Linked DNA regions of Mus musculus: region 2 is linked to region 1. The links are chromatin loops, found by intact Hi-C in ENCODE. Cell type or tissue: gastrocnemius. All regions are shown on one strand. Each heading gives the region's core, and the rest is flanking DNA. Links, peaks and the distances in the headings are about the cores only.

The links. A loop is a pair of places that touch in the nucleus more often than their neighbours do. Peaks named below come from ENCODE experiments on the same cell type or tissue, not always from the same donor. Only the 100,000 strongest peaks of a DNase experiment are listed, where the experiment ranks them.
Region 2: a loop joins it to region 1, with 4 times the contacts of the local background. A loop is called at or near these places in 19 of 42 quality-filtered maps.

Annotation. Positions count from the first base shown.
Region 1 is chr8:46,946,940-46,963,290 of GRCm38, reverse strand. It overlaps a transcript of Enpp6 not described here. Among named protein-coding and RNA genes, the nearest start is that of Enpp6, 32 kb to the left of the region's middle. In gastrocnemius, for the core only: CTCF peaks have their summits at 9,641 (motif pointing right) and 10,219 (motif pointing right); a DNase peak (open chromatin) is centred at 9,667; H3K4me3 peaks cover 671 bases; H3K27ac peaks cover 817 bases.
Region 2 is chr8:46,540,667-46,556,204 of GRCm38, reverse strand. It overlaps Cenpu (centromere protein U), which reads right to left and starts at 4,136. Exons shown (of 13, transcript NM_027973.4): 1 at 4,078-4,136; 2 at 2,142-2,190; 3 at 12-123. The coding sequence starts at 4,118. In gastrocnemius, for the core only: no CTCF peak of the experiment used is centred there; DNase peaks (open chromatin) are centred at 3,632 and 4,293; H3K4me3 peaks cover 1,717 bases; H3K27ac peaks cover 1,523 bases.

The DNA.
Region 1 (16,351 bases), core at 5,317-13,316:
ACCACATTCCAAGCTTAATACTGAACGTGGAAAAGTTTACTCGTGGGTTTGACTCAGCTGCATCTGTTTCCATGGAAACCTAGTCTGCTACAGAGATGCAGTTCTATATTCCTACTGCCCAGCCCACCTTTTTCACTAGCGATTTTAAAGCAGCTCTTTGCCTCTCAGAGTATTAACCTCTGGCTAGCAGAATTTTGCGGGTTACAAAACATCCACCAGCTAAGACCTTATGAAGGACCAAATCCAAAATAGTCATTTGATAGGAAGCAATCTCTACACACAGAGAGCCCTTTGCACCTTAAAGACAAACTTGAATTATCTAAGAAAGGTCAAGAATGCGAAAGAAGGGAGTATCTCCAGCCCAGTGATGGTTTCCTCCGGCTCCACAATAAGATTGGGACTGTTTGTCAGTGCCTGCCACAAACTGGAGGGATGCTAGAGAGACACGGGTTATTCCTGAGTTAGGCACTAGGTGTCTACTTCAGACAAAAGTCGTACATGCATTCAGTCTCTTTGGCTTGGACTCCTGAGAGCTCGGTCAAGTAAGGTCACTGTTGTGGCAAAAGTTCATATGTTGATAATTTAATCCCTCAATTCATATGCTAAAACAATTTGGAAGGGGTTCTCCTGTGAGAGAGTTAGGATAAGATAAGGCCTTGAGAATGAGGCCTCCGTGATGATACTAGGTGCCCTTGCAAGAAGAGGGAGCAACTAGAGCCCCGGGCTTCCTGGCCAGCGGAGTTGCCTGACACCCGCAAGGGCCCACACAGGACTCCCCACGGGATCCTAAGACCTTTGGTGAGTGGAACACAGCGCCGGCCCCAATCCAATCACGCGGAACCTGAGACTGCAGTACATAGGGAAGCAGACTGCCCGGGCCTGACCCGGGGCAAAAGCCCCTTCCGCTCCACTCGAGCCCCGGGCTTCCTGGCCAGTGGAGTTGCCTGACACCCGCAAGGGCCCACACAGGATTCTCCACGGGATCCTAAGACCTCTGGTGAGTGGAACACAGCGCCGGCCCCAATCCAATCGCGCGGAACCTGAGACTGCGGTACATAGGGAAGCAGACTGCCCTGGCCTGACCCGGGACAAAAGCCCCTTCCGCTCCACTCGAGCCCAGGGCTTCCTGGCCAGCGGAGTCGCCTGGCACCCGCAAGGGCCCACACAGGATTCCCCACGGGATCCTAAGACCTCTAGTGAGTGGAACACAACTTCTGCCAGGAGTCCAGTTCGAACACCAGATATCTGGGTACCTTCCCTGCAAGAAGAGAGCTTTCCTGCAGAGAATACTCTACCCACTGAAACCAAGGAGAGTGCTACCCTCCCAGGTCTGCTTATAGAGGCTAACAGAGTCACCTGAAGTACAAGCTCTTAATAGAGACAACTATAACAGCTAGCTTCAGAGATTACCAGATGGCGAAAGGCAAACCTAAGAATCCTACTAACAGAAATCAAGACCACTCACCATCATCAGAACGCAGCACTCCCACCCCACCTAGTCCTGGGCACCCCAACACAACCGAAAATCTAGACCCAGACTTAAAAACATTTTTCATGATGATGATAGAGGACATCAAGAAGGACTTTCATAAGTCACTTAAAGAATTACAGGAGAGCACTGCTAAAGAGTTACAGGCCCTTAAAGAAAAGCAGGAAAACACAGCCAAACAGGTAGAAGTCCTTAAAGAAAAACAGGAAAACACATCCAAACAAGTAATATAAATGAACAAAACCATACTAGAACTAAAAAGGGAAGTAGACACAGTAAAGAAAACCCAAAGCGAGGCAACGCTGGAGATAGAAACCCTAGGAAAGAGATCTGGAACCATAGATGCGAGCATCAGCAACAGAATACAAGAAATGGAAGAGAGAATCTCAGGTGCAGAAGATTCCATAGAGAACATCGACACAAGAGTCAAAGAAAATACAAAATGCAAAAGGATCCTAACTCAAAACATCCAGGAAATCCAGGACACAATGAGAAGACCAAACCTACGGATAATAGGAATTGATGAGAATGAAGATTTTCAACTTAAAGGGCCAGCTAATATCTTCAACAAAATAATAGAAGAAAACTTCCCAAACATAAAGAAAGAGATGCCCATGATCATACAAGAAGCCTACAGAACTCCAAATAGACTGGACCAGAAAAGAAATTCCTCCCGACACATAATAATCAGAACAACAAATGCACTAAATAAAGATAGAATATTAAAAGCAGTAAGGGAGAAAGGTCAAGTAACATATAAAGGAAGGCCTATCAGAATTACACCAGACTTTTCACCAGAGACTATGAAAGCCAGAAGAGCCTGGACAGATGTTATACAGACACTAAGAGAACACAAATGCCAGCCCAGGCTACTATACCCGGCCAAACTCTCAATTACCATAGATGGAGAAACCAAAGTATTCCACGACAAAACCAAATTCACACAATATCTTTCCACGAATCCAGCCCTTCAAAGGATAATAACAAAAAAGAAGCAATACAAGGACGGAAATCACGCCCTAGAACAAACAAGAAAGTAATCCCTCAACAAACCAAAAAGAAGACAGCCACAAGAACAGAATGCCAACTCTAACAACAAAAATAAAAGGAAGCAACAATTACTTTTCCTTAATATCTCTTAATATTAATGGACTCAATTCCCCAATAAAAAGACATAGACTAACAGACTGGCTACACAAACAGGACCCAACATTCTGCTGCTTACAGGAAACCCATCTCAGGGAAAAAGACAGACACTACCTCAGAGTGAAAGGCTGGAAAACAATTTTCCAAGCAAATGGTCTGAAGAAACAAGCTGGAGTAGCCATTCTAATATCGGATAAAATCGACTTCCAACCCAAAGTTATCAAAAAGGACAAGGAGGGACACTTCATACTCATCAAAGGTAAAATCCTCCAAGAGGAACTCTCAATTCTGAATATCTACGCTCCAAATGCAAGGGCAGCCACATTCATTAAAGACATTTTAGTAAAGCTCAAAGCACACATTGCACCTCACACAATAATAGTGGGAGACTTCAACACACCACTTTCATCAAGGGACAGATCGTGGAAACAGAAACTAAACAGGGACACAGTGAAACTAACAGAAGTTATGAAACAAATGGACCTAACAGATATCTACAGAACATTCTATCCTAAAACAAAAGGATATACCTTCTTCTCAGCACCTCACGGGACCTTCTCCAAAATTGACCATATAATTGGTCACAAAACAGGCCTCAACAGATACAAAAATATTGAAATTGTCCCATGTATCCTATCAGACCACCATGGCCTAAGACTGATCTTCAATAACAACATAGATAATGGAAAGCCAACATTCACGTGGAAACTGAACAACACTCTGCTCAATGATACCTTGGTCAAGGAAGGAATAAAGAAAGAAATTAAAGACTTTTTAGAGTTTAATGAAAATGAAGCCACAACGTACCCAAACCTTTGGGACACAATGAAAGCATTTCTAAGAGGGAAACTCATAGCTCTGAGTGCCTCCAAGAAGAAACGGGAGAGAGCACATACTAGCAGCTTGACAACACATCTAAAAGCTCTAGAAAAAAAGGAAGCATATTCACCGAAGAGGAGTAGACGGCAGGAAATAATCAAACTCAGGGGTGAAATCAACCAAGTGGAAACAAGAAGAACTATTCAAAGAATTAACCAAACGAGGAGTTGGTTCTTTGAGAAAATCAACAAGATAGATAAACCCTTAGCTAGACTTACTAAAGGGCACAGGGACAAAATCCTAATTAACAAAATCAGAAATGAAAAGGGAGACATAACAACAGATCCTGAAGAAATCCAAAACACCATCAGATCCTTCTACAAAAGGTTATACTCAACAAAACTGGAAAACCTGGACGAAATGGACAAATTTCTGGACAGATACCAGGTACCAAAGTTGAGTCAGGATCAAGTTGACCATCTAAACAGTCCCATATCACCTAAAGAAATAGAAGCCGTTATTAATAGTCTCCCAGCCAAAAAAAGCCCAGGACCAGACGGGTTTAGTGCAGAGTTCTATCAGACCTTCAAAGAAGATCTAATTCCAATTCTGCACAAACTATTTCACAAAATAGAAGTAGAAGGTACTCTACCCAACTCATTTTATGAAGCCACTATTACTCTGCTACCTAAACCACAGAAAGATTCAACAAAGATAGAGAACTTCAGACCAATTTCTCTTATGAATATCGATGCAAAAATCCTCAATAAAATTCTTGCTAACCGAATCCAAGAACATATTAAAGCAATCATCCATCCTGACCAAGTAGGTTTTATTCCAGGAATGCAGGGATGGTTTAATATACGAAAATCTATCAATGTAATCCATTATATAAACAAAATCAAAGACAAAAACCACATGATCATCTCATTAGATGCAGAAAAAGCATTTGACAAGATTCAACACACATTCATGATAAAAGTTTTGGAAAGATCAGGAATTCAAGGCCCATACCTAAACATGATAAAAGCAATCTACAGCAAACCAGTAGCCAACATCAAAGTAAATGGAGAGAAGCTGGAAGCAATCCCACTAAAATCAGGGACTAGACAAGGCTGCCCACTTTCTCCCTACCTTTTCAACATAGTACTTGAAGTATTAGCCAGAGCAATTCGACAACAAAAGGAGATCAAGGGGATACAAATTGGAAAAGAGGAAGTCAAAATATCACTTTTTGCAGATGATATGATAGTATATATAAGTGACCCTAAAAATTCTACCAGAGAACTCCTAAACCTGATAAGCAGCTTCGGTGAAGTAGCTGGATATAAAATAAACTCAAACAAGTCAATGGCCTTTCACTATACAAAGAATAAACAGGCTGAGAAAGAAATTAGGGAAACAACACCCTTCTCAATAGTCAGAAATAGTATAAAATATCTTGGCGTAACGCTAACTAAGGAGGTGAAAGATCTGTATGATAAAAACTTCAAATCTCTGAAGAAAGAAATTAAAGAAGATCTCAGAAGATGGAAAGATCTCCCATGCTCATGGATTGGCAGGATCAACATTGTAAAAATGGCTATCTTGCCAAAAGCAATCTACAGATTCAATGCAATCCCCATCAAAATTCCAACTCAATTCTTCAACGAATTAGAAGGAGCAATTTGCAAATTCATCTGGAATAACAAAAAACCTAGGATAGCAAAAAGTCTTCTCAAGGATAAAAGAACCTCTGGTGGAATCACCATGCCTGACCTAAAGCTTTACTACAGAGCAATTGTGATAAAAACTGCATGGTACTGGTATAGAAACAGACAAGTAGACCAATGGAATAGAATTGAAGACCCAGAAATGAACCCACACACCTATGGTCACTTGATCTTCGACAAGGGAGCTAAAACCATCCAGTGGAAGAAAGACAGCATTTTCAACAATTGGTGCTGGCACAACTGGTTGTTATCATGTAGAAGAATGTGAATCGATCCATACTTATCTCCTTGTACTAAGGTCAAATCTAAGTGGATCAAAGAACTTCACATAAAACCAGAGACACTGAAACTTATAGAGGAGAAAGTGGGGGAAAGCCTTGAAGATATGGGCACAGGGGAAAAATTCCTGAACAGAACAGCAATGGCATGTGCTGTAAGATCGAGAATTGACAAATGGGACCTAATGAAACTCCAAAGTTTCTGCAAGGCAAAAGACACCGTCAATAAGACAAAAAGACCACCAACAGATTGGGAAAGGATCTTTACCTATCCTAAATCAGATAGGGGGCTAATATCCAACATATATAAAGAACTCAAGAAGGTGGACTTCAGAAAATTGAACAACCCCATTAAAAAATGGGGCTCAGAACTGAACAAAGAGTTCTCACCTGAGGAATACCGAATGGCAGAGAAGCACCTGAAAAAATGTTCAACATCCTTAATCATCAGGGAAATGCAAATCAAAACAACCCTGAGATTCCACCTCACACCAGTCAGAATGGCTAAGATCAAAAATTCAGGTGACAGCAGATGCTGGCATGGATGTGGAGAAAGAGGAACACTCCTCCATTGTTGGTGGGATTGCAGGCTTGTACAACCACTCTGGAAATCAGTCTGGCGGTTCCTCAGAAAATTGGACATAGTACTACCGGAGGATCCAGCAATACCTCTCCTCGGCATTTATCCAGAAGATGCCCCAACTGGTAAGAAGGACACATGCTCCACTATGTTCATAGCAGCCTTATTTATAATAGCCAGAAACTGGAAAGAACCCAGATGCCCCTCAACAGAGGAATGGATACAGAAAATGTGGTACATCTACACAATGGAGTACTACTCAGCTATTAAAAAGAATGAATTTATGAAATTCCTAGCCAAATGGATGGACCTGGAGGGCATCATCCTGAGTGAGGTAACACAATCACAAAGGAACTCACACAATATGTACTCACTGATAAGTGGATATTAGCCCCAAACCTAGGATTCCCAAGATATAAGGTACAATTTGCTAAACACATGAAACTCAAGAAGAATGAAGACTGAAGTGTGGACACTATGCCCCTCCTTAGAATTGGGAACAAAACACCCATGGAAGGAGTTACAGAGACAAAGTTTGGAGCTGAGATGAAAGGATGGACCATGTAGAGACTGCCATATCCAGGGATCCACCCCATAATCAGCATCCAAACGCTGACACCATTGCATACCCTAGCAAGATTTTATTGAAAGGACCCAGATGTAGCTGTCTCTTGTGAGACTATGCCGGGGCCTAGCAAACACAGAAGTGGATGCTCACAGTCAGCTAATGGATGGATCACAGGGCTCCCAATGGAGGAGCTAGAGAAAGAACCCAAGGAGCTAAAGGGATCTGCAACCCTATAGGTGGAACAACATTATGAACTAACCAGTATCCCGGAGCTCTTGACTCTAGCTGCATATGTATCAAAAGATGGCCTAGTCGGCCATCACTGGAAAGAGAGGCCCATTGGACAAGTAAACTTTATATGCCCCAGAACAGGGGAACGCCAGGGCCAAAAAGGGGGAGTGGGTGGGTAGGGGAGTGGGGGTGGGTGGGTATGGGGGACTTTTGGGATAGCATTGGAAATGTAAATGAGCTAAATACCTAATAAAAAATGGGGGAAAAAAAAGAAGAGGGAGCGAGATGTGTGCGGACATGCTTGCTTTATCTTGTCATGGGGTACCCTCCCACGCTGTGATGCAAGAAGGCGGCTCTCAGTAGATGCCACCATCTTGATCTTGCACGTCGCAGCCTCTAGAACTTTGAACCAAATAAACATTCTTTCTAGACTAACCAGTCAGTGGTATTGACTTACAGCGTCAGAAAATAAATTAATATTGTATTAGTAACCTTGCATATCTTGCACAAGTATTTTAGCTGTACATATCACATAGATAAATGTTGAAAGAAAACACACCAGAAATATTCATTTCCATCGATAGTGGGGTTGTTGGACGTTCTCATTTACTTAAGTTGCTTTTCTGGTTTTTGCTTGTTTGTTTTAGGTTGTATCCAGGAGTCTAAAGATCTCTCACGAGGGAAGACTATGTATGCTAGATGGGTTGACACAGCTTTGTGGTTCCAATGACAGTGAGGTGTCCAATGGCCTGGCGTTGTTTCTAATGTCCCGAGACAAACATTTTAGTGGTAGCAAAATCAAGGTCAGAATGAAAAACTTGGTGTGCTCTGGAATGCAGAAGAGACCCATGAGAGACTCAGCCATGATTTCAGAGCTCCCAGAAAAGGGTTTAGCATTAACATCCAGGGTCGATGGAGGCAGGGATGTCCCACTGTACCATAGAACATGCTTTAACTATGGAAGTGCCCCGGTAATGTCTCTGTGAAGCTGGGGACTGTGCCGATAATAGGGTGGAGGTTATTGCCAGAGCAGAACCCTTTATATTCAGTCCACCCATTTGTATATTTGACTTTCACACAGTATTCTATTTGAAGATGGACACCATGTCAAAATAGTAAAGTAACACGGATTCTGGCTATACACTAGCTCTCCATCCCTGTGATAAAACACCCAGGATGGCTTATGACCTGAGAGGTTTTATCTTGGCTCATGGGTACAGAGGTTTCATTCTTTCCTTTGTAGGCTCATTTTCTGGAGCTAATGGAAGGGAGCGTATGATGGTAAGAGAGACTCAGTGGAACATAGCTGCTCACTATAGCAATAGAGAAACAAACAAACAAACAAAAACAAACAAGGAAAACATCCGTTGCAGTTCCGGTTCCCCCGTCAATGGGATACCTTGTCCAATATCCTGCTTTCTTCCGGCAAAGACTACAGTATCTTCCAATGGTATCCCCGGTTGGTGACTGTGCTGGTTAGTTCTCTATCAGCTTGACACAAGCTGCCGTAGTCATCTAAGAGGAGAAAATCTCAACTGAGAAAATGCCTCCGTAAGACCTGGCTGTCCGCAAGCATGTTGGGTGTCCTTTGAATTAACAATGGATGGGGGACTAGACTGGTGGTCCTGGGTTCTATGAGCAAACCGGCTGAGCAAGCTATGAGGAGAAGTCAGTGAGCAGCGCCCCTCCACGGCCTCTGCATCAGCTCCTGCCTCCAGGTTCTTGCACAGTTTGAGAATCTGCCTTGGATTCCCTTAATGGACTCTATGACTCAGGACATCTAAGCCAAATAAACCCTTTCTTCCCCCAAGTGGCTTTTGGCTTTTTATGATGGTGTTTCATCACAGCAATAGAAACCCTAAGACAGTGACCAACCCTTGAGCACATGCCACCTTTTGCAACAGTACAACATACATACCATAATATTTAGTCTTTACTAAAGCTAAACAGATGGCCGCCAGCTCTCCTCCTACAGACCCACTTTTCTACCTTTATGGTTGAGATTCAACAAAAAGGCAATGATTGTTTTCAAACATCTTTTTTAAAAAAGATTTATTTATTGTTGATTGATTGATTGATTGATTGATTGATTATAGATACAGTATTCTGTCTGCATGTATGTCTGGATGGCAGAAGAGGGCATCAGATCCCAGTATAGATTATTATGAGTCCCATTTGGTTGCTGGGAATTGAACTCAGGACCTCTCTTGAAGAATAGCCAGTGCTCTTAACCTCTGAACCATCTCTCCAGCCCCTCAAAACTCTTAATATTGCCAAAGAATTAACCCCCAAATCAACCTGCTGGGGAAATCACCAGCTTTCCTTAACATTCTTGCATGCATTGAGCATGGTTGTCTTTAAAACTCTGTGTGATTCTGATGGATGTTTAGATGAAGTCCTTTATTGTGCGTGACGCGTTGTGAGGATGTGTCCCCTCCCCTTGGGGCTATCTCCCAAGCCTCTCCCTCTTTGGAGAAGACCTGTTGTTCCCTCAGCTATCCAAGCAGGCTTGTGCTTGATTTTTAGTCTCATTAGTCCCTCATCCAATCACAGGAGTTGGCTTCTGGGAAAGCCAGAGCTATAATAGGGCTCTTGTGAAAAACCAAGATGTAAAGTCTCTCCTGTCCCCTGTTCCCGTACTCTACCTAGACCTGCAGAATTTCCAGGTACCTGTGCTAACAAGCAAGCGAACAAGCGGAGGCCTTCCAGGTCCAGTTGGCCACACATTGCTACTTAATAGTATACTAGGGTTCCTGACCAAAGGGTGTTCAAGTACAAGTTACCAAAGAGGTGGGGGTCTAAAATAGAAATGTTAAACGGCAACAAGAGAATGGCCACCAGGTGGCGCCATAGTTCCAAAATACAATCTTAATCCCAGCTGTGAAATATCAAAAGGCTTATTGCAGTGATTCTCTTCCCATCTTAGGTTTGTATCGAGCTACTGTCTACAGCTTGCACTGCCACGGTCAGCCAAACCTCTCAAGTTTGTTCATATTACTAACTCAAAGGTAAATTCAGTGGAAATTCAAGGGATGCAGAAGTGGGGAGTGGGGGGTGTAGGGGAGTGTTTAAAGTGTTTTAAACAAAACCAGTGGAGTTAAAAAATGAGTATTTATCTCAGCAACAGAGAGTTTAAATATGTATTTAAAAGCCATTTAACATATGTTCAACATTTAGATGTTAAATATGTACATGCATGGAATATTCTAATATGTAAATAGAACAGAAAATAGATTTATTTATACAAAATTGTATGCTGTATATATTTAAATGTTTGTCTGTTTTCTTCTTTTCTTCTTCTGTCTTCATTGTATCTTTTTAAATTTTTAAAAAAAGATTTATTTATTTATTATATGTAAGTACACTGTAGCTATATTCAGACACTCCAGAAGAGGGCGTCAGATCTTGTTAGGATGGTTGTGAGCCACCATGTGGTTGCTGGGATTTGAACTCAGGACCTTTGGAAGAGGAGCATCAACACCGCCCCATCCCTGCCAAGGTGGGCTCTATTCCCATAACCATCAGCTGGAATCAGTCCTTCACCGTTAACTAGAGCGCAACCCGCCCCCTCCACGCCCCAGGAAGTGCAGCACTGGATAACAAGGAAGAGTGATGAGAAGATGTCAGAGAACACAGAACCATCTAGAACAACTGAGTTAAAACAACATCCATAAAAATTAGAACAACTTTCTGAAATGGAAAATATCTGCCCCCATAATGCCCAAGGCAAATTAATTATAGTTCAAATGAAAGCTGTTTCTTTCAGAAGTGTTTTATTTTCCAAAGTCAATACTGCAACGCTTTTAAAGTTAGAGAGAAATGCAAAATCCGTGGGCTTCAGCCTTTTGACCCACATCAATAACTGCCAGGAGACGCTGGAAGTATATTTAGAACTTTGAACATAACGTGGTGTATGGCATGAAATGTTTACGGGAAGCCAATATTATTGCTTGCATGAGAAAGCAAGGAGACATTATCAGGATTCCTAGAGCTAAGAAAATACTGTCCATACTTCCTTACCCACAAAAGCAGGACACAATTCTTACTAAACAAGACCAGAACAGTTTATGATCACAAGAAGTCATTAGCAATAATTTTAAGTGGACCATAAAAATAAAGACCAAGAATGTGATTTAAATAGTAAATGTACTATGCATAATAAAAAAGCACACACTGATGAAAATCGTATCTCAAATCCTTTATCCAAATAATTTTTTTATTGAAAGTGGATTTTTTTCCCTTCGTACATTTCGATTATGATCCTGAAATTTCACAAGATCCAGAAGTGAAAGTAGATTTTGACAGTAACTAAAACACTCCGGCTTGTTGTCTGAGGTCAGACGGGCCGGTCGGTCACTGGGGGTGAGAATTCTCATGGCAGCAGCTCAGCTACAGGAGTGGAAAGGAACTTCAAAACCATCTTTTCAGAGCTATGTTTCATAAGACACCTGCACATGGCTCTCAAAGTATTTCTTTACATCTTTCTTCCCTTACGCTGGAAGGGCGTAGCACAGCTGGAACTCACAGCCAAAACAGAAATCAGAAATGGAAGCGCTCCACCACACACATTGGCCTTAGCTGACCCACAGGACAGTGCCACCTACATCTTACAATGAAATTGCGTAGTTCAGTAGGTATTTACAAAGATATTTTTTCTGTCTTGTCATCAGAAAGCTTAACAGAAAGGGGCTTTCTGTAATGTAGAAATGTTTTCATAGTTTTAAGGGCTTATGACCACTGTGTCACGAGTATTTATTATAGCAAACAACTTCGTCTCACATTCACTTGTCGCTTTCATAGAACGTGGCTTGTCGTTCAAAACCTACACATAATGTGCAATACCCACTTAGGTCAGGGTGAACCCTATCTTCCTTTATGAGACCAAATAGATAATATGTAACATTCTGTGTTTGATATTGCCCCGAGGAATTCAAACCAGGACAGGGGATATGCAAATGGGCATTCCAATCCAACTTTATGTTTAAAGTTTTCAACTCTTTTTACCCCTTTGTGTCTTTGTGAGTGTGGTTCCTGGGATGTCCCCCATAAGTCGCAGTTTGAATACTTGGTCTCCAGTTAGTTATTCGGGGAGAATTAGGAGACATGGTTTTGTTACTGGGGCCTGGCCTAGAGATTTCAAAGACTCCTGCCATTGCCACCACAGGCTTTATTTATTTATTTATGAATATGCACATAGGCCTTCAGCTAGGCTTGTGACAAGCTCGTGACACAACCTGTTTATGCTATTCAATGTCTGCCATGGTTACCTCTCCTCGTTCCTTATGTCCAACTCCCTCCAAGTCCAGATGAGGAATTTTTTTTGCTCCTGACTCCTTCTGAGAGTTCCCCTCTCTTTGCCAGATATCCCACCTTCTAATCCTTCTTCGTCTCATTGGTCATCAGATATTTATTGACAGGCGATGCTTTTACTCAGTGCAGAAGAGATTCTCATTCCTACATACATGCTGGCAAAACACCAAATGCACATAAAACAAATTTAAAATAAAATGTATAAGGGAGCACAAAAAAGATCTTGGATACCCATAGCAGCCTTGGGCAAAAGATGCTGGAGGAATCACTGGATCCAGTTTCAAGGTATATTACAAAGCCATAGTAGGAAAAAAAAATACTTGGCATGCAGATAAATAGAACAGAATGGAGTACAAGTACAAGCCCATATGACTATAGCCACCTCACTCATGACTAAGGAGATAAAAATATACGCTGGAGAAGAAGACAACAAATACCGCTTGAAAACTGGATGTCAGTGGGCCAAAGAACAAAACTGGATCCCCTTCTTGTCGCCTGTATAAAAGTTAACTCCAAATGGAGCGGGAGCCGCATACAGAACTTCAAATCGATTAAAGAAAGCTGTGTAGACTGCGAGAACGTCTTTCCTAGCTAAACCCTTGACAGAAGACTAAAACAAAACAGACAGCAAACTCAGAGAACCCAAAGAGAGCTGGCAAAGCTAGCTCAGCAGGTAAGGGTGTCTGGCGACAAACCCAGCTGCTCGTGTGGGATCCTGTGGGATCACATTGGAGAGAGAGAACCGACTCTCAGTCTTACAAATCATCTTCTGATTTTCACATGGGTAACACAGAGCAAGCACCATTCGTTAATACTAAATATACAATAAAAGAATAAATAATTGTAAAAAAAAAAAAAGCCAACTAAGCTAAGAGGTCAAAGCAAACAATAAATGGCCAAAGGAAGATCAGTCTCAGAAGATGTAAATAGCCAATCAGCATATGAAAAATATTCAGGCTCCTGCTAGCTGGTTCTACATCAACTTGACACAAGCCATAGCTGTCTAAGAGGAGGGGACCTCAGCTGTAAGAATGGGCTGTAGGCAAACCTGCAGAGCATTTTCCTAATGAGTGATTGATGGGGGTGGCCCCAGCTCATCACATGTGGAGCCATCCCTGGGCTGGTGGTCCTGAGTTCTAAAAGAAAGCAGGCTGAGCAAGGCAGTTAGGAGTACTCCTCCAGGGCCTTTGCCTCAGCTCCTGCCTCCAACCAACAAACGCTGGTGAGGATGTGGACAAAAGGGAGTATGTATACACTGCTGGTGAGGCTGTGAACTAGTCCAGCCTCTAAGGAAACGAGCATGGAGTCTCCTCAACAAACAGGCAAACGATCTACCATACGATCCAGCTATCGCGCTTCTATTTACCAGAATGATGCCAAGTCAACACATTCCAGAGACACTGGCTCCTTCATGCTTGCTGCAGCACTTACAGAACCAGCTTAGGTGTCCACCAAAAGAACAGCATTTAGAAGGGAAGAGTTTGCTTAGACATAAGGACAATGAGATTGTCTTGATTCTGTGGAAATTGAACAACTGAGAATAATTATATTGAGGGAACTAAGCTAGTCTCAGAAAGACAAATATGTTTGTCTCTTACCATAAAGTCACGTGTGTGTGCATATATATATGACATGAATTTAGAGATGAAACTATCAACAAAGAAGGGTAAGTCGAGGTGAGAAGGTCGAAGGCAGGGGAAGATGGGGGATTTGGTTCAGCGCTTGGGGTATACTTCCATGGAAATGTACTGATGTAGCACGGTACCATGTGTAGTCAATATGCACTGTGAACATTGTCTTAAAATCCCGCCAGCCTCACCATAGTTTATGACCCTAAGTGGCAAGCGGGAAATTTTTATACCGTTTCCTTAATCCAGCCAATTGCCCGCCCTGACCTTACTCCTTTGTTCTGCAAGCAGCCCTACAGCTTTTCCATCCTAACTCCTAGCCCAATCACATGGTCTGTTGTTTCACCATGCATTCAGAAGCAGGCGCTGGGACATGGCTCAGTAGCAAGCTTGGCCATGGTTCGTGTGCAAGCATGAGAAGCCGAGCTCAAACCTCTAGCACCCACATAAAAGCCAAGCTGGGCATCAGATGTCTAACTGTCAAATGAAAACCAAATACTGAAAATTTGCAGATTTTTTTTCCTCAGTTGTCAATGTGCACTAATGGATTTTAGTTAACCCACCCAGGCGACACCTAGGACTGCCACTTATGAATGGCACAATAATAATAATAATAATAATAATAATAATAATAACAATGGTACAAACAATAATTAATATAAATAGGCTTTCCTCTTCCCGGCTGGCTGTCAGGCAGGGACCAGTAACCATGGTAACATCCTGAAGCCTTGTGGGAGATTCCTCCAAGCTCTGACCTCTGTACCTCCAGCCCTCCATCTTCTCTTCCACTGCTTTTTGTCTCCTTGACCATCCCATTTCCATGGATTCCTTTGAGCACCGCACACCCTGGAATTGCTCCTGAGAGTCAGGTACACGCCTGCGCCACCCACAGCGTCAGTCCCCTGGGCCAGACAGGGGTCTTTCAGCTTCGCTCCTGTTCTCTCTTCAGTATTTAACCTAGCAGACAGCAAACAGCCAACAGCAGGGATGTGTTTGCGAATGAATGTCTGCACAGATGGATGATGGGAGTTCTGAGTCTGGCTTCCCGGATACGAAGCCATTAAGAGCACATTTCTGGTCCTCGCCAGAACCTCTAGACCCCACAGGTCTCTATCAACAATGAGCAGCCGTTTTCTAGGATCTGTCCCCTCCTCCAACAATAAACAGTCACTGAAATAAAGCAAAAGTAGTCCTTGCAAAGATCTACTTGTGGGTGTAGTTCTTAGTCACTGCTAGTCTAGACTGGCGCGCCAAGAATTCCTGTGATATTTCCTCAGTATCAGATATGCACTGGTGGATTTTAATCAACCTACTCAGAAGTTTTAGGACTAAGAAAACTTCCTTCGAAGTTTTCCAGAGAGAAGTTTCAAGTGTGTCCAGCAACAGGTCTGTTTTCCCTGGCTCCATCCCTGCTCTGGCTGTGGGTAGGTCACGTGAGCCTGCTCCTTGTCCACCTTCTATCCTGAACTGGGTATCTCCTCAGACAACCAAGGACAAAGTAGGCAGGGGCAATGTCGCCCCCACAGTCTTTCATTAGGTCAATGCCGCGAGTATTTTCTGAGCTCAGCTTGGGTACCGCCCCGTAGCACAGAGGAATACCGAGCGGTGCTGTTTAGTCTAGGACCTGTCCTGATCTCTGCCACACAGTTTTACCCTCTTACATCGAAGTCTTTGAAGAGGACCTTGAGGGCAACACACTGTCCTTAATCCATTTCACAGAGGGGGAAACAGAAGCGGAGAGAACTAACCCGCGTCACAAAATTACCAAGTGGAGGGGGAGAGCCAGGGTGTGAACCTAAGTTGCCCTGGCATCAGCTAGGATGTGTAAGATTCACAGAGAACCCCAGGGGAAGGTGAGAGAGCAGATACACGCGCTTAGGATGCAGGCTTTCTCTCTCAGAAGCATCTTCACCACGGACCGCGTCACAGACCCACCTCTCTCACTTGCGGAAATCGTGCATGTTGAAAGATCTGCCAAAGACGTTTTTGCATCTGTGCTTATAGGGAGCACAGAGCAGCATCTGCGTAAGTGAGGTGTTTGGGAGTGGTCTTGGGAACCTCAGTAGAAAGGTTTTCTAGGTCACAGACGACTAAAAATGCAAGAATTTTGGAATTTGACTTGCTTATTAAATCAAGCACTTTCTGAACTTTGCTCCAGAGATAAAGAAATGAATATGTATTAGCTGCTCATTAAATGCTGTTTGCTTGGCTCAAGGATTTTCTAATCCACAAGTCCAAAGAAAAAGGTCTCTCCCTCATTTCACAGGTGAGTGAAGAAATGGAGGCTCACAGGAGGAAACAACGGGCTGGTCCACAGTAAGGAACAGAACCTGGGTGTGCACTAAATTCCAAGCTCAGAATGTGGCTGTCTGCGAAGGACCTCCTCATTACCTCCTAGTAACAGGCGTTCTCCTCTCCCCGAGCATCTCAAGCATCTCAACAAGTGAGCCGAGCTTAGCACTGAGTCCCACAGAGAGGATCCCCTTTGAAGACACTCTCTGTTAGTATACAGGAGATTCCACTGACCTGCTCAGGGACCTAGCAGCGGCTGCTGCCAGGTGAATACTGTGGATAAATGGACCCCAGCCAT
Region 2 (15,538 bases), core at 1-8,000, 400 kb after region 1:
AAAACACTGACCGAAGGTTTCGTAAGTCTCCTCTTCTTCCTCGAGTGCTCCCGGTATGCTTGAGGCATCAGAATTATTAGAAAAGTCAAACACATCCTTGGGCCGGGGCTTTGGACCAGCTTTCTAAAAGTGAATAAAAGCAATCACTGAACCGGCAACTGCTTCACAGTTTAAACCCCGCTCCTAGGGACCGTCTAGCTAGTCCTGCAGCCCGTGGAAACGCCTGGTGCTTCTCGATCCACGGACTACTCTGATGATCGAGAGCTGGGTTGGGTAAACCATCTGAATGGAGACCAGAGAGCAGACATCGTGGCTCTGTGGGCCACTAGCCTTCTGTGGTATTACATACGGAGGCATAGATATTGACGAGACAGGAAGGAATGGACATGGCTGTGTTTCAACAGAACCTGTCTGAGAGTTTCCTATCACTTTCACAGGTCACTCTATGTCAGCTTTTCTTTGTCCTCCCAAGTGCTAGGATTATAAATAGGTGGGAGCCATCATGTCCACCGTACTTAAATCATTTTAGAATGCAACCAAACCAAACCAAACCAACCAAACAAACAAAACCCCCAACATTCTTAGTTCACAGTCTGTACAAAGACAAATAGCAGGCTACATTTGGCCCACAGGGTATCATTTACCTAAATCCTCGATATAGAGGAAGCTATGATCGCCTCCCCAGAAAAAGGACATGTGCCCCAAAGCTCATACGCAGTTTTGAATGCACACCGGGGTGAAGACTCCTTCCTACGGGACAGAGACTAGGGTTTACAGTTCAATCTATTTCAATACACAGATTAAACCCTAAATCCCAAGGAAAGACCAAAAGGAGAAAACCTTCTATGGTAGCTTATAAACTACAAGATACAAGAGAATATTATTACTAACAGATAAGAAAAGTCTGGAAGATATGAAAGATATGCAAATATGTCTGGCAGACAAAACTCAGGGGAAGCCTCACTCATGGAGTGCTATATGGAGAGATGCTAAGAAACTGCAGAAGGCTTGGCTGTCAAGCCAAAGAAGATTCCGTCACCTGCCCTGCAGTTACCTCCCAGAGGGAGGGCCTGAACGCTTCCAGACACTGGCTGGAGAAACCCCTCCAGGCCACAGTGAATTCTAGCTACTGAGCAGTGGTAGGCAGGAGAAAGGCGCCAGATCCCCAGCGGGTATGCCAGGGATGCTCCACAATGCAGGAGCTTTATTCAAGGCTAGCGTCTGCTCAGCAGGGCAGGGAGCCTGCCTGAGAAGGGAGAAAGCCAGGGACAGACAAGAAGGCCAAAAGCGCTCTGAAGGCCTAACCCCGAACCTGAAAAGCAAACTCCCTCCTCACACTAACTTGAAATGGCATTGGATAAGATTTTGAAATTAGCAATCAAGAGTGTTACACAAATACGCTTGCCTTTAACAGGCATTTCCTGAAGAAAAATAAAACCGTATATGAACCAAGAGGAATTCTATAAACTCATATGCAGCTGTTAAAAAAACTAAGTGGAAAAAAAATGACATTTCAAAACATTATAAAGCTTTTACGTGATGTCAAATATCTGAATAAAAATAGAAACTAGACTCAGAAGAAAAGATGGTTCTAAAACGCTAACAAAGTTCCTTTTCTCCAACATTCTGGATAAAACACTTTTTAAAGCTGCTATAAAAAAGTTTGTCAAAGCCAGGCGTGGTGGCACACGGCTTTATTCCCAGCACTTGGGAGGCAGAGGCAGGCAGATTTCTGGGTTCGAGGCCAGCCTGGTCTACAAAGTGAGTTCCAGGATAGCCAGGGCTATACAGAGAAACTCTGTCTCAAAAAAACCAAAAACCAAAAAAAAAGTTTGTCAAGTGTGGAGGTGGAGGCTAAGGTGGTGATGGTGACCCAGCACTCGGAGGCAGATGCAAGTAGATTTCTGTGAGCTCAAGGCCTAGACTGGTCTACAGAGTGAGTTCCAGGACAGCCAGGTCTAATAGAGAAACCTTGTCTCAAATTAAAAAAAAAAAAAAGTAAAATAAAAATAAGAAAGAAAGAAAAGAAACAAAGAAAAGATTTTGTTAAGAGAACTCTCCAAAGTATGATTCCCACAAAATGATAGCTTTGCCTTCAATGGCTTAAGGGGGGGAAAAATCACATTAACAATCTTGCTTACCTGTTTCCTGGAATATGTGCTTCTCAAAGTGTTCTTTGAATGTTTTGCACTATTAAAACACAGATGACAAAATTTTAAAAGTGAATTCAGCAGATATTTTGAGCAACTGGGAAAGCACTGTAAGCTATAATCCTTCCAAGGCGCACCTTTCCAAATTATCCTCATTACTGCTCACCCAGCAGAGCTGAAGCCAGGCAATAAACCACTGGGGAGCAGGGTTGGGGGGGACACCTATCACTTTGTTAACCATCTCAGTTGTGTGTATTAGGCTACAATAGAAAAGACTTATTGCCACCCACACTCCCAGCACAGAATACCGCAGTAATAATCCGAGGGGAGGGGGCTGGGACTCCCCACTTGTAGCCAACTCTCAGACCTGTACTGCCTTTGCTTTGGGATAACCGCAGACTGTGATTCTGAGCTCAGAAAGCTTAAGTGACTTCTGAATGGCACCTCGAAACAGAAGTAGGTGGGACAACCTGGAGGCATAAATTGCCTAGCCTGAACTCTTTTCCATCTGACTCTTTTTTTTTATGATTTGTTTATTTTATGTATAGGAGTACACTGTAGCTGTACAGATGGTTGTGAGCCTGAGCCTTCATGTGGTTGTTGGGAATTGAGCTTTTAGGACCTCTGCTCTGCTCGCTCCGGTCAACTCCACTTGCTCAGTCCCTGCTGGCTCTAGCCCAAAGATTTAGGTATTATTATACACAAGTACATTGTAGCTGTCTTCAGACCCACCAGAATAGGGTGTCAGATCTCATTACGGGTGATTGTGAGCCACCATGTGGTTGCTGGGATTTGAACTCAGGACCTTCAGAAGAGCAGTCAGTGCTTTTACCTGCTGAGCCATCTCACCAGCCCCTCTACCTGTTTCTTGTGTGTGCTCCAAAACCAGAGAAATTCCCTTCTAGCTGTGGGCTGGAGTCCTGGAGCAGTTTCCAAACTCTACAGAAACCTCTTTCTTTCCTAAAGGAAATCTCTACAGTAACCATTTTATATAATCTTTGCTGTATGCATCCGTGTGTTTTAGGAGTGATAATGAACAGATTTCATAAATTCCAAGCCTCAAGATGTTGAAACAACAAAAACCACTGGTTTGGCAGATCAAGTTCTAAGCTCCTTTCCCTTGCTCAAAGGTGGTGGTGGCTCACGCCTTTCATCTCAGCACTTGGGAGGCTGAGGCAGGTGATCTCTAAGTTTATGGCCAGCCTGGTCTACAAGAGTTGAGTTCCAGGACAGCCAGGGCCACACAGAAAAATTCTGTCTCGAAAAACCAAAAAAGGTAAAAGCACAAACCAGCATGCCCTGATAAGCTCCTTTGCCCTTTTTAAATCTTCCTTCCCACTGCTCACCGAATGTGGATTCCCCCACCATCTGTGTCCTGTGGTAGCTACAAGCATCATCTTCCATAGGTAATCCTCCCACGGAAGACTTCCTACGCAGAGGAGACCTTTCTATCCAAATCTCTACCAGGCTTTGGATGCGCGCCAGACACGCCCAGAATATCCTTCGCCAGGAGTTGGTGGCGCTAACCTTTCGGGCCGCTTACTAACTTCTTTTCAGATGCACACCTCTTATATAATGAAAAGATCCATGAAGCACTCTGAATGTCCTTTAGGTATTTAGGCAAGGCCAGCCCAAGCTCTAAACAAGCAGCTGCCTGGTCCCTCGCTAGAGATTTCGTTTGGCTTCCGTGTTTTCTATTACGAAAACAGCTGCGTCTTAGAAATAAAAAGCAATGTCGACAGACCAGAAATGATTACTGTTAAATATTTGCTTGTCACATGAAAGCGACGCTGGTGTCTGAGTTCCCCTACCACACAGCTTGACTCCTGGCTCTAGGATTCGGGGCTGTGGGAATTGAGGCCGGGTCAGCGAGTCTCTGGGACGGGTTGAGCCCATCCTGGGCGGATTTCGGGGCGGCAGCACTTACCCCGGGTTCCCCGAGTATCTCAAACTTCTCCTTGCAGCCATCCTACCGTTCCCAAAGGCAGGGACTCCAAACTCGCGCCTAGCCGGTCTTGCTCTGAACAGCCAATCAGAGCCTAGTCCTCGCTATGCTCCGCCTTTTCCGGGGCGGGGCCAGAGAGCGTCCTGGGCGAGAGCACGATGAAATCCAGGCCTGGAAAACACCCAACAGCGGAGCGGAGTCCAAAGCAACCGGCTTAGCTGCTGCAGGCTGTCTCTCCCGCTCTCGCTCCGTTCCGTAAATTTAGAACTCCCCGGCCTCGTGGGCGGGTAAATGACCCGGAGCTGGTGTGGGTGTGGGTGGACCCGAGCCAGCCGCCAGCGGATCCAAAACTCCAGTGCTTCCGGGCGGGCTGTTAGTTGATGGACTACTGTCAAATCCTTCGCATTGCTAAATGCAGATGCCGCTTTTAGCTCCCTGTAGCAGCTCACTGTTGAACGCGACACGTTATTTGTCCTCCCTTCCAGGTCCTTCGTAAAGCGGGAAGGTCCCTTCTGGATCCATACTCACGATTCTTTTGTTTTTACATTTTTCTTGTGGTACAAAAGAATGAAAAATTGATTTAAAGGGATCAAAGATATAAGAAGTAAAAAAAACGGCCAAACTCAGAAGAAAACTGAATCAAGACGTTGGACTTGGCAATGAATTTTTTTTTAAGATTTATGTGTATCGATGCAAAATGTTATATATTTATTATATATACGCATATGTATGTATATATACACACACACACACGCATATATATATACACATCCGTGGTCCCAGTGGAGGTCAGAGGAGGGCATCAGATACCCTGAAACTGGAGTTACAGATAGTTATGAGGCTGGGAAACTCTGAGGTCTTTGGCAAGAGGCTCCAAATGGCTGAGTCATCTCTCCAGCTCCAACAATGATTTCTTGATTAACCTAAAACACAGTGGTAATGAGAAAGGCCAGAAATGGGGGTGATGGGAGAGATAGATGGTTGTGTAAAAAAGGTGGATGTATTTAAACACTTAAAATGACTGGAATAAAAAGCTGAAATGTCCAATTTTATGTTATAAATTTTATCACAATAAAAATATGAATACAAGCTAGGCAGTGGTGGTGCTTGCCTTTAGTCCTAGAGGCAGAAGCAGGTAGCATGGCCTACAGAGTGAGTTCCAGGACAGCCAGGCCTACACAAAGAAACCCTGTCTCCAACAAAGGGTATTTAACACTGTAAAAATAAAACATAGACACCTATATTACTGAATCAGAACATAAAATGTAACAGTTCTCTCAGACTCTTCCATGAATGGCCCTTTTCACAAACCATACGGTTTTTTTTATTTGTCTTTAGCATTTTTATGCTTTTCAGCCTCGATATGCCTCTGTGTATAATCATTGTATATTTCTATCTCTATAAATAACGTTTGGTAGGTTTTCTGCAAGTATCCTAACCAAAGCCATAATTTTTAAAGTGTCCACATCTGCATGCAGCTGTAGTTCATTCATGCTGCCTTTGGAATTCATTAAGTAACTATTTGCATCGCTTTTATTCCTCTGTGCTATGGGTACATCAATGTTTTCTATTTACTATTCCCGACAGCACATCACCAGGAATTCTTACGCACATCTTCCAGGGCACTTGTCTGTGAGTATCTAGGGTCAGTAGAGATACCATGTAAGATGTAGTCGTGGTCAGCTTTGCATGACACCAGGTTTTGTACATTGTTTTGTGAACTGTAGACTGTTTTCTTTACCCCTCCCTCCACTCTGCCTACTCAGTAAGTTCTAAAGAGTTTCACATCTCCTGTCTACTGAGATGAAACGCTTGTGTTTATGACGTGCGTTTCCCTCAAGGTTATTTCTGTTTCCTCGTCATCGAAAGGTGTGCGTCCTCAATTACCCAGAAACCATCTGGATGACTGCCAGAGGAGGGCAGATCACCTTGTGGGTATTGCAGGAAGTTCCTCATGGATGGGTAGAAACGGGCTTCCTGGAAGCATGGAAAACTGGCATACTATAGAGAGCAGAGGTAACTCCATTTTCTGGGAAGGGAGATGTGGATAAACCTTTTATGCTTTGGAGTTGGGGAAAAAAGAAACCACTCGGGTGCTCAAACAGGAAGGGGACTCCTCCCTCAGTGGAAACGAGCAAAACTCATCCAGATAGGTTTAAATCATTAAAGTTCTGAGTTTGTGTCACGGAGACGTCCAAGGATAGGATGCCTGTCACGCTGCTTTCTCTGTTTGATCCCAAGTTTCTAGAGGTCACTGGAGCTCTGAGGACATTGTCTTGACCTTTCATCAACCTTAACCTCAGGCTGGGTTCTATACCACCACCACTTCCACCACCTCCACCAGAACCAGCACCTGGATTTGCTCTGACCCGGGCACTGTTCTAAGTGTTTAATTTCTATCAGCTCATTGAATGCTCTAAGTAGCCCTCTGTGGTGGGTACCATAACCCCATTTTATGTCTATCAACACTAAGGAACAGCCCCATCAGTAGCTAACAGATCTGCCTGCCTTTTCTTGAGCCAAGGCTCTGGATCAGGTCTGTACCTGGCAGCTATGCTGTGTTTCAGGTTTGAATTCCACCATTCATTCATTCATCCATCCATCCATCCATCCATCCATTCATTCATTCATTCAGTGTGAAAGCCCAGAATCCTCAGGAAGAGGCCCAGCATACATGTGCCTGTCTATGTTGCTCAAGCTTTTTCATAGGCCCTATGCATGCTAGGTAAGCACTCTACAATGGTGTTACCTCCCAGGCCCCCTTTTTGCTTTTAATTTGAAAGGTATTCCCACTTAAGTTGCTCAGGCTGCCTTTGAACTTGTGATCCTCCTGCCTCTGCCTCCTGACTAGCTGGGTTTACAGGCTTGGACCACCAGACCCAGTCAGAGTACTAATTGAAATGCTATTTATAAACAAACAGCTTTTGTGGGCACATAGACATGTCAGCATTAACAATCATGCTACTCAAAGCCAATTCTTGTGGCTGGAGATAGACAGTCTACTCCCTAACCTCCTGGAATCGCATAGGTTCCCCCAGGAACTGGGTGAGACAGACAATTCAAGCCCACTGCTTCCAAAGCTGAGACAGACAATTCAAGCTGGTCACAGGAAAACTAAAATCCTCATCTCCATATTTAAACACCTGGCCTCAGCTTTGCTCCACTCTATGAGGCTATTTTTCTTCAACACCCACAAAGTGCAGTGCATCTCTGGTTGAGGGAGAGAAGAACAGAGGGCAGGAGCTCTTAGGTGATGTCTAGGCTGGTCATGGCATGGTTAAAGCAGGCCAGTGTGTAACACAGACTCCTGGTTAGCTCTAGCTGATTGTATGGGCGAGCCGGCATAGCAATTCAACCTGGAAACATGACTTAAAAGCTTCTATTGGCTGGTTGTGTTGATAATGGAAACCAGAGTACCTGAGCTTCCCAAGAGGTAAAGCCAGAGTACAGCCCAGCTTAGGGTAGGAAGAGAAGGACACTTATCCTTACAGAGGAGCAGAAATGTGGTGCTACAAGGTGACCGATTAGTGGAAGGGTCAGGAGAGGGGAGGAGCCAAGGAGGGTCCAACCTTGAGAAAGGATTCAACCATGAGGAACATCCCATGAAGGGAATGGTGGGCTGTGTTGTAGGGAGGCTGTGTCCAGTGTTTTCTAGTTCACATGGCAGCTGTATTGAGATGTGCCTTGCCCACCACTGCCTACCTTTGGTAAATGTTGACTGACCTCACCAGTCTTGATGTACAGCTCATGGGTAATGAATGAAAGCCCATGTTTGTTGCCAGGGGGAAGGAGATAAGAGTGGAAAGGGGGCTGAGGACCCAGAGGTGGAGACAGCGGTGTTGCCTCAGTCCAGAGTGACCTGGAACAATGGGAGCAGGCTTTAATGACATCTGAGAAGAGATTATTGTAGAATGGGCTGTGGAAGTTTAAATCACATATATTCCTGTTTAGAAAATTGAAGAAAAGGCCATTGCTGTTATAATGCAAAGGGAAGTAAGTCGAGTCTCCTAATGTGTGCTTAGAATCTCAAGCCTTATGCCAGCCTGAGCTACAGAGCAAGGGTATCTCACAAAACAAAGCCAGTCAGGCAAGGTGAGACACACCTTTAATCCCAGCATTTGGGAGGCAGAGGCAGGCGGATTTCTGAGTTCGAGGCCAGCCTGATCTACACAGTGAGTTCCAGGACAGCCAGGGCTACACAGAGAAACCCTGTCTTGAAAAACTAAAACCCACCCCCCCCCCAAAAAAAAGAAAGAAAAAGAAAAGAAAAGAAAAGAAAAGAAAAGAAAAGAAAAGAAAAGAAAAGAAAAGAAAGGGAGGAAGGAAGGCAGGCAGGCAGGCCTAAAAACAACTAAAAGCAAAACAACAAATACCACAAAGCCCCTTGAATGCTTGGAATAAACTGATTGTGTGTGTGTGTCGGGGGGGGGGGGTCCCCATGAAGATTCGTCTTCCCTGTAGAGTAGTTTGATGTATACATTGGTCTGTATCCTGAATTTGTAGCAGACGTTTAAATGGGATTGTTATTTCCCCTTTGGGACTATGAGGACAATAAGAACATGGGGACACTAGGCAGGACACTGAAGGGCAGAAAATGGTTGTCAGATTTTTGCTCAGCAGTGTCCACTAGAGGGCAGAAAAAGAAAAGGGACTGGAGACTTCCAACTGTAACTGGAGACCAGTTAAGATCAAGGACTGATGTTGCTTAACTCTTTCTCCCTTTACATGAATTCTATTCTTCTATAGCTTAGGAAAGGCCTTCCTGTTACTATCCCTTTAAAAGTCTGATCTTTCTTTCATCACACACTCTCGGGAGTGCTCGCATGAGCACACACTCACTCTCTCTCTCTCGCACACACACACATACTTTCATCTCTCTTACACACACACACACACACACACACACACACACATGAAACTTTATTTATAGGGTCTAATATAGCCCATGCTGGCCTTGACCTCACTGCCATAGCTGGAGATGACTTTGAGGTCCTGAGTCTCTGGCCTCTACCATGTCAGGTGCAGAGTCTGGTTTTATACCATGGAAAGGAAGAGAAGACCGCCAAATTTCCTTGTTATTTCCCTTCCTACGGTGCTTCCTCAACATTGAGTAGGCACCAAACTTCCAACCTCACAAATAAAGGTTGTTATCTGTTTCAAACAGACCAACCGCTGACCGACCATCTGTAGCTGTGACATTGCAAAACAAGTTGCAGTCCTTAGGAGAGCCAGGGAGGGAGGGGCACTTGCCCACAGTTGTTCCCTTTAAGAGGCAAGGAAGAGGTGACATTCTGTGTCTTAAAACTGGAGGGCAGAAAGGTGTTTCCAAGATGCCCAACAGTCCGGACCCTAGACACATTCACATGTCACATGCTTACCAATAGCGCCGCTGCCCCCTCCCCCCCAAAACAAAACAAAACAAAATAAAACATTAATCTTACTTGCTATGTAACTAATACTGGCCTACTTTTTCCAGCCCCAACTGGAACCATGCCAGCCCCCATGGCTAAATTAATCAGGCCAGCAGTTTGCAATCTCACGTGTTTCAGATTCCATTCCCAGCACCCTGGAGGGTTGAGAGGGGACTGCGGATGGAACCTTGGTGGGAGAAACTCCACCCAAATCCAGGGTTTCTCTAGCCTCAGAGTAGCCTACTCTCCGGTTTCCGACCACTGTATTATAATCCAAACTGATATAAAAGAATCAAGGAAGTACAAAAAACAGGAGAGGGAGAGGGAAATGAAAGGACAGGACTTTCTTAGGGAAATAAGGAGAGAAAAGCAAAGAAAAGAAGGATGAGAAGAAAATCTCTACAGTAGAGGGGTCTCCACAGTGCTACTGCTAGCTATGGTCAGGACCTCCTGGGTCTTCTGGGTCAGGAGATGTAGTTTACCAAGAAAGCACTGCCTAGCATGCTCGAGGCCCTGGGCTCAATCCCTAGAACTTCAACTTAGTAGGAAACTAAACATTTAACATTTTCAATAACCTTGCTCATTGTGACATGACTTTTGATTAACCCCGAGATTTTGCACAGTCGCAAAGCTGGCCCTGTTCAAATGGTCCCGGGCAGTTTCCCTCAGTCAGTCACTCTTTCTGCAGCCAGACCCACGGGTGCTCATCTGTAAAGCCAACACTGGAAAGGCAGAGGCAGCTAGGGCTCAGTGAGTTCTAGACTAGCCTGTGCTAACAGTGGGTTCTAAGTCATCTAGAGACTCTGCACTGTAAGACCCTGTCTCAAACATAAGCAAGCAAGCAAACAAACAAAACGTACAACCCAACTCTGTTCAGGCGAGGATGTGAACAGCCTCAATGGCCAGAGGTGCCACCAGCAAAGCGTCCAGCAAATGGCTTCCTGGTTGACACATGACACCCTCTTTTTTTCAGTGGTGGCTTCTTCCCCTGCTGTGTTACGCCCCTCATGGCCAGCACCTCACAACCCTTTAACCTTGTTTACTGAGTATAAAAGATCACAATGCCCTCCCTACTCTCCACTGCCCCATACAAGCAGTCCATCCTCTGGGCTTGCAAAACTGTAGCTTTCTTGGAAGAATTGATTCCCACGCTCTGAATAAATAAATAAATAAATAAATAAATAAATAAATGCAATAAATGCCTAGAACATGACTGCCCCTAGGTATGGAGGGGGAGAAAATTTATTGTAGATAAAAGGGAGAGCATTCCAAGAAGACAGGTCTGGAAGTCCAGAGTGAATGTGACCAGACTGACTGGGCCATGTGCGGAGAGGGGAAGGGGAAGGGAAAAGGAGAGGGAGGGGAAACCTGGTGCAGCAGGCAAGAGGCAAAGGTACAAAAAGGGTAGGTAGCTAAAATGTCGGGATTATATAGGGAAGCGCCTCGGGAAGGAAAAGGGCTGGAGAACTCAGGGTAAGAGTGAGGTATGCCACCCATACCCTATAACAAGTAGGGACCTGAGGGATGCTGGGAGAATTTGGAGGCCCCGTCTGCTTTGAATTGTAAAAAAGGCACTTCAGCCCTTTGGGGGTTTGAAACTGAACACAATGTAACTAATGAAGTAGGTGTCTGCCAGGCAAGGATAACGCACAAGGTCTGTGCTGGAAACAGTAGTGTAATGCATTTGGGGAACCGGATGGTCAGCATGGCCCAAGCAGAGCTGACTAAGTGGCAAAAGATGAGGCTGGAGGCAAGTGTAGACAAGTGTCCTCCATTTCTTTACTCCCACAGTACATGCAGAGACTAGCGACAGACATTATCACCCAAGCTCCACAGAACTGTCAGCTCAGCTCCATGCTGGGATTCTGACCGGGGACAAATGGCTGAGGCGTGTATTTTAACTACCGGTGTGGACCTGACCTCCAAGTTCTCCCAGCATCCCTCAGTCCCTAAGAGTTACAGGGAATACCCAGCCCTCTACCCTGAACTTTCCAGCCAAGGGGCTGGGCTTCCCCTCCCTGAAAAACTCTTTCCTATAAAATGCAGACATTTTGGGTCTCTCTCCTCTCTTGTCTCTTTGCAAGTGAGCATCTTTTCTCCTCACTCCTCTCTCCCTCCTCATGGTGACTTCCCTGGCCTTGTTCCTTGGGAGCAGTGAACCTGCGCGAGGGCAACTTCCCAATAAACCTGCCTTTATGTACTCTAACTCGGCTTGAGTTGACTTATCTCACCCGTAAGAATAAGTTTGTTTTGTTTGTTTTGGGTTTTTCGAGACAGGGTCTCCCTGTATAGCCTTGGCTGTCCTGGAACTCACTCTGTAGACCAGGCTGGCCTCAAACTCAGAAATCTGTCTGCCTCTGCCTCCCGAGTGCTGGGATTAAAGGCGTGCGCCACCACGCCCGGCTTCCATAAGAATAAGTTATCACTCCAGACTTCATGCACCAGGGTCTTCATTTCAAGGTCATCAAGTGGTGAGGTCTACTCTACAATCTGAGATGCCCCCATCTGAGGACGTTAGTCAGTTCAGAGTGAAAACTAACCCCCCTTGCTACAGAGTGGGCAACAAAGACCCACAAAGGGGACAAGGTGGGTAGTAGCTAGGGCTGGTGTCATTGTCTTGGCCAAAGATGGCTTCTGCTTTTATCAGGCAGTGGGCATAACAGAGAAAAGCAGCAGCCAGATTTGACAGACAATGGAGAATGTATCAATACCACCTGGTAGGTGGGACTGCCCTGGGCCGGACCTGACTGTTTGCCAAAAAGGTGTGGCTTCTTTATTAGGGAGACTTCCTAGGGCCAAAGAGCTGTCAGGGAGGAGTATCAGTGGTTCTGGGAACCCTGGAGAACCAGAAGCAAAAGCGCTCCTGGTTGGCACACGTTGCCTGAGGCAGAATGTGAGCAAACTGGTTTCTCTCTATGCTTCACACCTGTCCTGTATGCATGGTGCCCACCCACCCCTGTGGCAGGGCACCGCTGCCAGGGCTACTCCCATCACACACAGCCCGCCCCGCCCCCCAGCCCCCCCTTTGCATAGCAGGAAGCCTGCCAGAGTCATCTGGAACCCCAGCAGCCTGGTGGCCGTGAGCAAGGATGAGTCCAATGTGTAAAAATTGGCATTCAGAAGTATTTCCCCTCTCCTGTTAAAACTATCAACACAAACGAGCTGCTAAGAACTCCTATGCAAAATGTACTTGGGGGAGGGGCTCTACTTTAAGCCCAGACCAGAACATTTCACAACTTAAGAACATGATACAGAAACAAACTCCATCTGCCAGGGCTTCTCAGATGGACCGGGAGAGAGCCCGAGAGAGAGCCGGCTCAGCTGGTACGATGATCTCCAAGCAAGCATGAGTTCAATTGCCAGCACCCACATCAAAAGCATGTGGCGTGTGTAATGTGGTGCTTACAATCTCAGTTTGTAGTCCTACAGATCTGGGCTGGTAGAGACTGGTAGATCTCCCCGACTTGCTAGCCAGCCATTCTAATCTACCCAGTGAACCCCAAGTTCCAGTGAGAGACCCTGAGTTTGAGCGCTGGATTCCACATGCATGGGCATACAAGTGACACACATGTACACACACATACACACATAGACATACACATACACACACATATATACATACACACATACATACACATATACACACATATACATACACACATAAATATGAACATATACACACATACACAAATAAATATGAACATATACACATATACACACATACACACACATAAACACACACACACACACACACTTCTTTTGAATAAGTCAAGGTGTAAATGGGTTAAGAATCCAAAGGAAAAAAATCTAGATTGCTTTTTAGACCAAATACATGCATAATTAGTACAGCAGGCCAATTTCCCAAGTGCCCCTACTAAAGAGGCATATAATGGGAACTGGTATGTATTTCAGCGTTCCAGTATGTTAGTCTGGGAAGCAGAGGTGAACTGACAGCCAAGCTGGTGTGGGAAGATGACTCTAGAGTCTCACATTGTGCACAGCCCAGGTTTCTAGCCCATGACAAGCTGGAGCCCACATGGGAAGAACCAACTCTGAACGGAGACCTACAGACCACTCCCCTGCCATCAGACTCCTCTTTCCATAGCAGATGAGGAGGGGGCTGCTGACTGAAGAACAGCAGGGATGCTCCAGGTCTGGGCCATTTAGACCTGTAGCAGTCACCAGCCAGGAGGCTAAGGGATTGTCTTTCCTCCACCCTCTGCTTGGCCACGGGACAGGCCGGTGTGCTCTCTAACTCATCCCACTGTGAAAGGAACCGGAATCCATGGCGTTTACGTTTTCAGGTGACAGTTGTCTCCGATAAAACTGAAAACACTGTTCCCAAAGATCCAGGAATTCAGAAGAGCACGGAGCTGTGACCAGGACACCAGATGTTCAAGGCTCCGGGACTCACACCCTAGAGAGGGACAGCAGGCAGGTGAGACCGGTCCAGAGAGGCCCTCTCGCTGGGCATCTCCACCCTGGACTCATGAGCCATCTGTGTCAGCCTTACGTTCTCATGCAGAATTGGAACCGTTATCCTTAGGAAATAAATCTTCCTACCCAACCACCACAAAGCTGCTGTATGTAGTGCAGGTGGCCTAACCCACGGCCGGTGAGTAATAAATACTCTTAGCCATTTCCTCTGCTTAACTAGGCAGGGTTCTGGTCCCAAGCAGCCGACGTTCCTTCTTCCTAAAAGCATCCTTTTCTTCTTCTCTTTCTTGAATCACTCCCACACATGCCGTTATCTTCTAGTACAGTAGTTCTCACCCTTCCTCTTGCTGTGTGCGACCCTTTAATGCAGTTGTTGTGGTGACCCCAACCATAAAGTTATTTTGTTGCTACTTCGTAACTGTAATTTTGCTGGTTGTGAATTATAAATCGTCGGTACACAGGATATCTGGTTTGTAACCTCTGTGAAAGGGCCATTCAACCCCCAAAGAGGTGAAGACTCACAGGTTGAGAATCATTGACCTAGTAGCTCCCACTTGATGGCAGCTATCACTTGTATATGAAATTGGACCCTTCTCTCTCTCTCTCTCTCTCTCTCTCTCTCTCTCACTTACCTGCATAGGTCTATTCAGCCACCATCTGTTTATCTGATGTCAAAACAAAATAAAACAAAAAGACAAAAAAACAGACATCTACTCTTCCTGCCCTGAAATTTCACCTTAATGCCACCCTGCCCCCTCCCTATTCCTTGCTATCTTTCCTGTAGCCCCACCTCCTTCTTCTGCCTTTCAACAATGTAGGAAGACCTGAGCCTTCATGTCCTTGGTTTTCTTTCTTGGCTTCCAGGGCACACATCGGTCTTCTACCTTCCTTCTCCATAGGCAATTCTCTACCTGCCTGTTTCCTCCCTTAGTTCCCTTTGAAATATCAGGGGCTCCCCAGATCAGCCAGAGACCGCTCTCTGTTTTCCATCTGCCCATCACCCCCAGGTTCTCTGGGATTACTCACAGCTCCAACTCCCTGCGCCAGCTGTGACAACCAGTTCCACATCTGGCTACAGCTCATCTCTATCCTCAATTTTTTAATTAAAGACTCTTCAAGTCAGACAACTTCAAATCAAAGCTCAAAGTCACCGCCCACAGCATCAGTGGTTCTCAACCTGTGGTTCGAGACCCCCCTCCAGGCCAAAGACCCTCCATGGGGGAGTGTTCAGATATTAACATTTCAGTTCATAACAGTTGCAAAATTACAGTCATGAAATAGCAACAAAAATAATTTTATGGTTGGGGGTTATCACACGAGGAACTGTATTAAAGGGTCACAGCATTAGGAAGGCTGAGAACCGCTGTGATAATTATCTTTAAAAGATCAGAGCAATACAACTGGGTTGTTTGTTTGTTTGTTTGTTTGTTTGGTTGGTTTTTGCCTAAAGCCTATTGCAATGTGAATTACTCCTTTGCTTTCTTGCCTATTGCCTGCCTTTCTGAAGCACCTCGTGGCAAGGAGCTTGTGGGCAGGGAGGACTGCTCTATCCCTACAGAATCAAGCAAGTCTGATGTGGAGCGAAGGCAAATATG